Linked DNA regions of Homo sapiens: all the other regions are linked to region 3. Evidence: chromatin contacts called from ENCODE Hi-C or POLR2A ChIA-PET data. All regions are on one chromosome and are shown on one strand. Each heading gives the region's core, a stretch centred on a gene start or an enhancer-like site at or near the end of the contact. The rest is flanking DNA. Distances are from core to core; before and after follow the strand shown. Region 1 has its middle 13 kb from the start of NPBWR2. Region 2 holds the start of RGS19 (regulator of G protein signaling 19). Region 3 overlaps ZBTB46 (zinc finger and BTB domain containing 46).

Region 1 (2,700 bases), core at 89-2,588, 330 kb after region 3:
CCTGGGCTCAGCCAGAAGACAGCCCCAGTTCCTCCAGCATGGCTGGGCCCCATCCCACCTCACTTCCTTCCATCTCCACCTTTGCCGACTCCTGGGATCTGAGCCTCCTCCTGGTCTGTCTCTGGTTCTGAATGCCTCCTATGTGCCGGGTGCTGACAGCTAAAGATACATCCGTGTTTCATTTTGTCTCCACAATGGCCAGGGGCAGTACTACTGTCATCCCATCTAGCAGATGGGAACAGGAGGCTCTGATGGAGTTTCCCTGGAGCGTGCTTGCTAACCGTGGAGCAACAGGGCACTCAGCTTCCGCACGGAGCTTCCCAGAGCCTGTGGCTTCCTCTCAGGGCTCCGGCAGTGTTGAATGTGGGGAGCTCACACTCTCACCAGGGAGACCTCATACCTGCTGCTTATCACCTGGGAGATGTTTTCTGCCCACAGAGGCTCCGTCACATCTCTGGCTGCTCGGGGAGGTGAGTGGGGCCCTGCTCACTCAGGACAAAGGAGGCTGAGGTGGAGCTCTAGGCCCCTCTTCCCCACCCACTTGAGTGCACCCCGAAGGCACGTGGAGTTCCTGGGGTGCTGCCTGTGGTCGGGCCAGAGACTGCTCCACTGTCCAAACTGTGCTCATAGGTATGTGGCCTGGGGACTGTTGCCGTGGAACCGGGTAAAGAGCCCTGTGGACCTGTGCTCCCAACTCAGGCCAGTCAAGGGTGCCACTGTGGCCTAGATAGTCTCCTGAGGGGAGCAGACCAGGTGGAGGTCAGGAGTACAGGTCTGGGACTGGCTTTTTCCTTGCTGTGTGGCCCAGGGTGAGTTACCCAACCTCTCTGAGCCTCTGTCTCCTCACTTGTCAAATGGGGATCGTAATTTTCCTGCCTCAGGCTGGAGGCTTGCACGTGTTGGGCCAGCCCCATCTGAGGTCCCACCTGCCCGTGCTGCTCTGGACCTGGTCTGGGGTTTCGGCCTTGGGCCTGGGCAGCTCAGGTGGATGCTTGGAGGGAGCACTGACCTCAAGTCAGCTGTGAGTAGGACGGGAGGCTGGTGAGCGGCAGCAAGCTGCAAGCCACAGGCAGGGAGAACTTCCCGGAGGTAGAGAGAGAGAGAGAGAGAGAGAGAGAGAGAGTGTGTGTGTGTGTGTGTGTGTGTGTGTGTGTGTGTGCGCCCTTCTTAGCCTGGGCAAAGAATTGGGAGACCAGCAGGCCAGCGCTGGCTCTGCCATGGAGGGGAAGCACTTTGAAGCCCCACTGTTCCTGGACTAGCTCTGCTGAACCACAGAGGGGCCGCCGTTTTCCCTTGGCTGGGGTAGAGGAACAGGGTCCTTCCTGTGGCTCCTGGCTGAGCCAGGTTCTGTGCGACGCGGACCAACCCTGACCCCCAGTGGCCAGTTCCGAGAACTGCTGCAGAGGAAAAGGGACCATTCAGTAGGGTGGGGGTGGGGGCTTGCGCGGCATTCATTTTCGAGTGGACATGGGGGCAGGCAGGCCAGTCTCTGATGATTTAAGGATGCTGTGGTTTGAATATTTGTCACCTCCAAAACTCAAGTTGGAATTTAATCCCCAATGTGGCAGTATTGAGAGGTGGGGCCTTTAAGAGGTGATTGGGTCACAAGAGCTCTGCCCTCATGAATAGATTAATTTATTTATAGATTAATGGGTTATCATAGGAGTGGGGCTAGTAGCTTTATAAGAAGAGAGAGACCTGAGCCAGCACGCTCAGCCCCTCACCATGCGACGCCCTGCACTGCCTTGGGACTCTGGGGTTCCCACCAGCAAGAAAACCTCACCAGATGTGGCCCATTGACCTTGGACTTCCCAGCCCGCAGAACTGTAAGAAATACATTTTGTTTCTTTTAAATTACCCAGTTTCTGTTATAAGCAGCAGGAAACAGACTAAGACAAGGGGCAAGCCAGCCTCTGCCCACAAGGAGCTCCATTCTGGTGTGGAGAGACCCAAACACACAACTATGCTCTTTGTCTTGCTAGAGACTTGTTTTGTGGTGGCCCCAACCTCAACTTGCCAGCAATTTGTAAAAGAACCAAGTCAATTTTACACAGCAAATTAAACCCCAGGGTAAATGTGTGTACCTGGATTCCAATAGTAGGTAAAGATTCTTAATGGTGAAAACTATGACTCCTGTTAAAACTCTTGTGTTCTGTTCTTACCACTGAGTTTAAACAACAACTCTGTGCTAATCGTATAAAGAATATTTTTGTCTGGACTGTCTACGGCCAAGTTCTCCACCCTGGATGTGCACAGAATCCCCTGGGGACTTCAGGAGCTCACTGGAGCTGGTTCCACCCCCATGCCCAGGCTCTGATGTGCTTGGTCTGGGCTGGGGCCTGGGCACCAGTGTTGTCCTAGTTTTGTGTTGCTATGAAGGAATATCTGAGGCTGGGTAATTTCTTTTTCTTTTTCCTAGGTGAGGAGAAGGATAGAGGCTGGGCCATTATAAAGAAAAGAGGTTTGTTTGGCTCACGGTTCTGCAGGGTGTACGGGAAGCACGGTGCCGGCACCTGCTTCTGGGGAGGCCTCAGGGAGCGTGCACTCATGGCGGGAGGTGTCTCATGGTAAGAGAAGAGGCGAGAGAGAGGGGCGATGCCAGGATTTTTTTAAAACAACCAGCTCGTGTGGGAACTAATAGAGCAAGAACTCACTCATCACCATGAGGAGGGCACTAAACCATTCATTCTGGATCCTTCC
Region 2 (2,700 bases), core at 126-2,625, 290 kb after region 3:
AGAGACAGTGCTGGAGTTCTGCACTCTTAGGGCCCCCAATACCCCCGAGGCCTGGGCATGCAGAGGCCACTGCCCTGGCCCAAGTCTGGGGCAGGTGCAGCATCCCCTGGGACCTTGGCCCCTCACCACCGGCCCAGTTTCCTCTGAGACTGGGGGTCCCACGGGCTCCTAGCAAGTAGATGAGGAGACCGAAAGTAGCCCTGCAGCTGGGCTTTCTTTCAGGGGTCAAGTTTCTAGGGAAAGGAAGGGGCGTGGCAACCTGAGGTTTGGTAGCTGTACCCAGACGGGGCTGTCTGTGGCTTCCCCAGGCAGCAGTTCTTCCTCCTCTCTGTCCCCACCCAGGGTCCTCCCCCACACTCTAGCACCCCTGAGACTGTCCCCCTGGGCTACCATCTCCACCCCAGCTCTGAACTGGAGGAGGGGACGTGTTTAGGGGTGCAGGGCCGGGGTGCTAGGGGCTGCATTTGCTGCAGAGCAGGGAGCCAGCCCCTTCTTTCCCAGTTGCAGGCCCTGGACCTGGTCACCTGTCCCTGGACCTGGCTTCCTGTACCCTTCTCAGGTCAACTGGGGCAACCCATGTCCCCAGGCTACCCTCCCCCCGTCTCTCCTGGGGGATACAGAGTCTCAACTAGGGTCCTCCTGCTTGTCAACCTGGCATTGGGGACCCCCTTCCCCAGCCTCCCAGGCTTTGGCCCCCAAGTCTGGGATGGGATAGGCTGGATAGGCGGCACGTCTGCTCTCTGGGGATAGAGGATCCCTTGGGAGTGGCTGCCGCTTTGCTCCACAGAAGGAAAAAGAACGTCCCAGAGCCTGCCCAGTCCAAAAAAAGAATAAGAAAATGTGACAATCCCAGAAAAAAATGTCATAACCTTTGGGAGGGGGGTTGAAGAGGGGCTCCATTCTCAGTCCTTAGCTCCTACCCAGGGCCTTTCCCATCTGCCACCCTCCACATCTGGCTGGTGGGCGAGCCCTGGCCTGGCCCCTCCAGGGAAGGCCAGCTCTCCCCACCTCTGAAATGGTGGTGGTGGCCCACCCACCACGCTCCTCTCTCTGCTGTTAGGGTCCAGTCTGGAGAAGCCTGTGTTCTCCTCCAGGTGCCTCTTTCTTCAGCCTCTGACGCCCCCACCCCTACCTCAAAGCTCCCTACTCACCAGCGACCCAAAGGCGGGGTGGGGGCAGGAGGGGCCAGGTTGGGTCTGGGCCCCACCCTGGCTGCCGAAGGGGCGTGCACTGCAGCAGCAGGGACTCAAGTCAGACGGCAGGAGGGACTCCTGCGGCGCTCTGGAGGGAGGCTAGCGCCAGGAGCCCCCGATCGGCTGGGGCCGGGGGCGCAGCGCCTCCCCTACAGCTCGAAGGGCTGAGTGGCTGCCAGATCCAGCGGGGTGGGGGCGGGGGCGGACAGGGTGTCCCGCCCCGGCCCCTCCTCACCGGGCTGAGAGGGGGAGGGAGACGCGGAAACCTGGGTTCTTCCGGCCCCCACCTTTGAGCAATCACTTCCCCAGGCTTTGAGCTCCAGAAAAAGGGGAACCCGGCTGCGGCGCCCCCTCCCCCACGCGCGGGGGGCGGGCTCCACTTCCACTGCGGCCCAGGGTCCACGTGGACCTGGCGGCGGGAGCCCTTGGGGTTCGAGTCCCGTGCGCCGGCTCCCGAAGCTCCCGCCCAGCACGGTCCCCGGGCCCGGGCCGGGAGGGGCAGGGCCGCTGTCCCCGGCGCTGCGCGCGCGCACTCACCAGCCGCGCTCCCGAGCCACTCGCGCCGCCGCCGGCCCGCGCGCTCCAAGGTCCGGCCCGACAGTCGGGGAGGGGGCGCGGGGGCGCAGTGCGCAGGCGCCTCGGCGGCACTTCCCCAAAGCCAGGGGCCGGGACTTCCTCGCGCCGGCGGTCGCCGGGCCCGCCCCGCCCGCCGCGCCCCGCCCCGCGCTCGGCCGGCTCCGCACCCCACCCGCCCCGCCCGCGCGTCGGCCCCCACAGTCGCCTGGGGGTGGCCCGGAGAGTCGAGGTGCTCATAGTGGAGCCCTGGCTCCCGGGCGGACGGAGCCGCACGGTAGTAGATGGGGGTGTGGCCGTGGCCCCCGACTCTGCTCGGCGGGGCCGTTCCTGCTTTGCCATCCGTGTGGGACTTCCACGACAGTGGAGGCACGAGAGCTGGGCCCCATATGCTGCTTGCCCAGCTTGGGAAAGAGGAGGCTGCTGCAAAGGACCGATCGGCGGGTACGCCAGCCCGGCCCACCCCTCGCCTCCGTGAGCCGCGTCTGTAAAACTGGGTTAAGAGCCGCCTGTCTGTGCTGTGGGGGGTTCCCAAGGAAGGGGGAGATTCCTGTGCTGCGGGGCTGGGGAGAACTGGGGGTGCGGGTTCTTGCATCCGGAGTCATGCCGAATGTCTCCTGTGGGGCCTGGCAGAGTCCCTGCTGACCCGTGTGTCCCAAGATGTCCTAAAGCTTAAGGCCACACTGTCCCCTTTGCCACGAACGCCCTGTCCCTTTGGCCGACTCTTCTCATCCTTTATGACTCGGTACAGACGTGGGTTAGGCTTCTCATCGCAGCATGCTTTGGCCCTGTGTCAGGGTGGCCCTGACCCTGCTCTGGAAGTGTCTGCAGAGCATCTGTGCCCCCCGCCCCTCCCCTGGCCCGGCTGTGTGCAGCTCCTGTCCTCCCCAGCACAAGCACTCCACCCGGATAGTTCCCAGTGTCGGGATCTGTT
Region 3 (2,700 bases), core at 199-2,698:
TCACGCCTGTCATCCCAGCACTTTGGGAGGCCGAGGCAGGCGGATCACGAGGTCAAGAGATCGAGACCGTCCTGGCCAACATGGTGAAACCCCGTCTCTACTAAAAATACAAAAATTAGCCGGGCGTGGTGGTGGGCACCTGTAGTCCCAGCTACTCGGGAGGCTGAGGCAGGAGAATGATGTGAACCTGGGAGGTGGAGGTTGCGGTGAGCTGAGATTGCACCACTGCACTCCAGCCCGGCAACAGAGCGAGACTCAAAAAAAAAAAAAAAGAAAAGAAAAGAAAAAGAAAGAAGGAAAAGGGACTTTGTGGCCCGGCACACTGGCTCACGCCTGTAATCCCAGCACTTTGGGAGGCTGAGGCGGGCGGACCGCTTGAGGTCAGGAGTTCGAGACAAGCCTGGCCAATATGGTGAAACCCCGTCTCTACTAAAAATACAGAAATTAGCCGGGCGTGGTCACGGGAGCCTGTAATCCCAGCTACTCGGAGGCTGAGGCAGGAGAATCACTTGAACCCAGGAAGCGGAGGCTGCAGTGAGTCGAGATCACACCACCGCACTCCAGCCTGGGTGACAGTGACGCTCTGTCTCAAAAATAAAAAAAATTTAAAAAAGGGCCTTTGCTTCTATAAATGGGATGAAAATTAAAAATCCTCTTCTCTAAGATAGAATAAATCTTTAATGGAAACAAACTGACCTCCATGGGATCATGATCTACTTCCAAACCCCAAGCTTCCAAATCCCAGCCTGAGGGCTCAGACGGAGGACGCAGCTCAGGGAGTCACTGGCCGCCACAGCGTGGGCAGAACCATCCTCCATCCTCACACAGCTCACAGCCTTGTGTCCTCATCTTAGCAACTCGGAATAATCTAATGGAAGAGTTTCACAGTTGCCTTGGAAACCCAAGGGATTTAAGACTCTAACAAAAGTACACAGCCAAAATCACTTGTTGGATTCTAAAAACACCTTCTGCTCGACAACTGCATTTAAAGCATTCAGCCCACAGGCTTAAGGAGTGCACTATTTCTCAGTGCCTGCATCGACTCTCATAATACAAAGGCCTCCAGCACGGGCACCTGCCAGCGAGTTACGTGCACGCACAGGGAGGTGGCCTGGGACCACTGGGAGGGGCCTCGCTGTGCTGACAACGGACCCTGCAGCGCATCTGTAAACATCAGAATAAACCCCCCAAAGCCGTGTCTCTTGCCAGGGACCACTGCTTCTCAGATTTTAGTTGGAGCTAGTGGAAGATTATAAACAGTTACAAGCAGATGGAAAGGCCACTGGCCCTGACCTGCTGCCTGTACACTCTCCACACGCACAGCAGCACATAGAGAAACGATTTTCCCAACTGCTAATGTCTGGAGACATTTTTGGTTGTACCAACGGGGGATCCAAAGGCAGGTGCTCCTGGCATCTGTGGGTGGAGGCCACGGCTGCTGCTAACATCCTGCAGTACCCAGGACAGCCTCACGATGGAGCACAACTCAGCCCGAGGCTGAGTTAAACCAACTGCTGTTTTTTGTTTGTTTTGAGGTTTTTTGATTTGTTTTGTTTTGTTTTGAGACAGGGTCTCAACCCTGTCTCCAGGCTGGAGTGCAGTGGCGCGATCTCAGCTCACCGCAACCTCCGCCTCCCTGGTTCAAGAGATTCTCCTGCCTCAGCTTCCTGAGCAGCTGGGACTACAGGCGCGCACCACCACGCCCAGCTAACTTTTGTATATTTAGTAGAGACGGGGTTTCACCATGTTGGCCACGATGGTCTCGATCTCCTGACCTTGTGATCCGCCCGCCTTGGCCTCCCAAAGTGCTGGAATTACAGGCGTGAGCCACCCCGCCCGGCCTCGGATAACTTTTGTATTAGAAATGGGATTTCACTACTTTGCCCAGGATAGTCCCAAACTCCTGGCCTCAAGGGATCCTCATGCCTCGGCCTCCCAAATTGCCTCCAAAAGGGATTTTGGGCCTGAGCGACTGCACGTGGTCACCAACTTTTACTGAACATCCAGGGTCTGGCCGTAGCTCAGTGCAGGACGCACAGCAACAACAGATGAGAATGAATAAAATCTACATTGTGTCAAAGTAGAACAGCATTTACCCGCAGGTGGGGTAGAGGCAAGAGGAAGGTACTGTATGACGGATACAGTTTCCCTTTGGGATGATGGAAAAGTTGTGATCGCAGAACTTCATGCGCCACAGAAGGGCATTTTGGTCAGGGATGGACCACAGATAACCACTGTGGTCCCGTAGATTAGAACGCAGCCGGGAAATTCCTGTCACCTGGTGGCGTGACAGGAATAGCCATCGCCATCCTAGCCATCGCCATCCTAGCCATCGCCACATCCTAGCACAACTTTAAAAAATCAGTTTAGTGTAGGCCACGCCAAGTGTTTATAAAGTCTGCAGCAGTGCACAGTTCTGTCCTCAGCCTTCATGTTCCCTCAGCACTCGCTCACCCAGGGCAACCTGCAGTGCAGCAAGCTCTGTGCATGGCAGGGGCCCTACCCAGGCATGCCGTTATCTTGTATACCCTATTTTTACAGCACCCTTTCTATGTTTAGACACACAAACACTTCCCATGGTGCCACAGCTGCCTGCAGTGCTCAGCACCGTAACTAACACTGGCAGGTTTGTGCTGGGCCTATAACCGGCTGCACTTTCTAGTTTTGTGACGGGCGCTCCATGACGCTCCCAGAGCAACA

The links. Hi-C counts contacts between places; a loop is a spot of excess contacts on that map. ChIA-PET counts read pairs that join two places held with the same protein, here RNA polymerase II (POLR2A). Pooled maps may share reads with other maps.
Region 1: a map of CD4-positive, alpha-beta memory T cell shows a loop between it and region 3 (21-fold over the local background). The contact joins two enhancer-like sites. A Hi-C loop is called at or near these places in 6 of 168 maps with a recorded cell type or tissue (B cell, CD4-positive, alpha-beta T cell, CD4-positive, alpha-beta memory T cell and 3 more), 5 of 37 single-sample maps with no recorded cell type and 15 of 50 pooled maps. POLR2A ChIA-PET finds 5 or more read pairs at or near these places in 1 of 52 experiments (T-cell).
Region 2: a loop to region 3 is called in a pooled map, with 2.3 times the contacts of the local background. The contact joins the promoter of RGS19 here to the enhancer-like site in region 3. A Hi-C loop is called at or near these places in 1 of 50 pooled maps. POLR2A ChIA-PET finds 5 or more read pairs at or near these places in 2 of 52 experiments (H1 and T-cell).

What each region holds. Positions count from the first base shown.
Region 1 is chr20:64,119,238-64,121,937 of GRCh38, forward strand. No RefSeq gene overlaps it. Among named protein-coding and RNA genes, the nearest start is that of NPBWR2, 13 kb to the left of the region's middle. RefSeq lists enhancers at 1,011-1,510, 1,179-1,473. Within about 2 kb of position 1,339, at least 2 of the 41 ENCODE cell types and tissues checked have a DNase peak (open chromatin) inside an H3K27ac peak, as active enhancers do.
Region 2 is chr20:64,078,143-64,080,842 of GRCh38, forward strand. It overlaps RGS19 (regulator of G protein signaling 19), which reads right to left and starts at 1,376. Exons shown (of 6, transcript NM_005873.3): 1 at 1,152-1,376. It overlaps OPRL1 (opioid related nociceptin receptor 1), which reads left to right and starts at 1,940. Exons shown (of 5, transcript NM_182647.4): 1 at 1,940-2,210. RefSeq lists silencers at 1,278-1,957, 2,351-2,524.
Region 3 is chr20:63,784,968-63,787,667 of GRCh38, forward strand. The region is part of intron 2 of ZBTB46 (zinc finger and BTB domain containing 46); the gene reads right to left. Among named protein-coding and RNA genes, the nearest start is that of ZBTB46-AS1, 22 kb to the right of the region's middle. Within about 2 kb of position 1,449, at least 8 of the 41 ENCODE cell types and tissues checked have a DNase peak (open chromatin) inside an H3K27ac peak, as active enhancers do.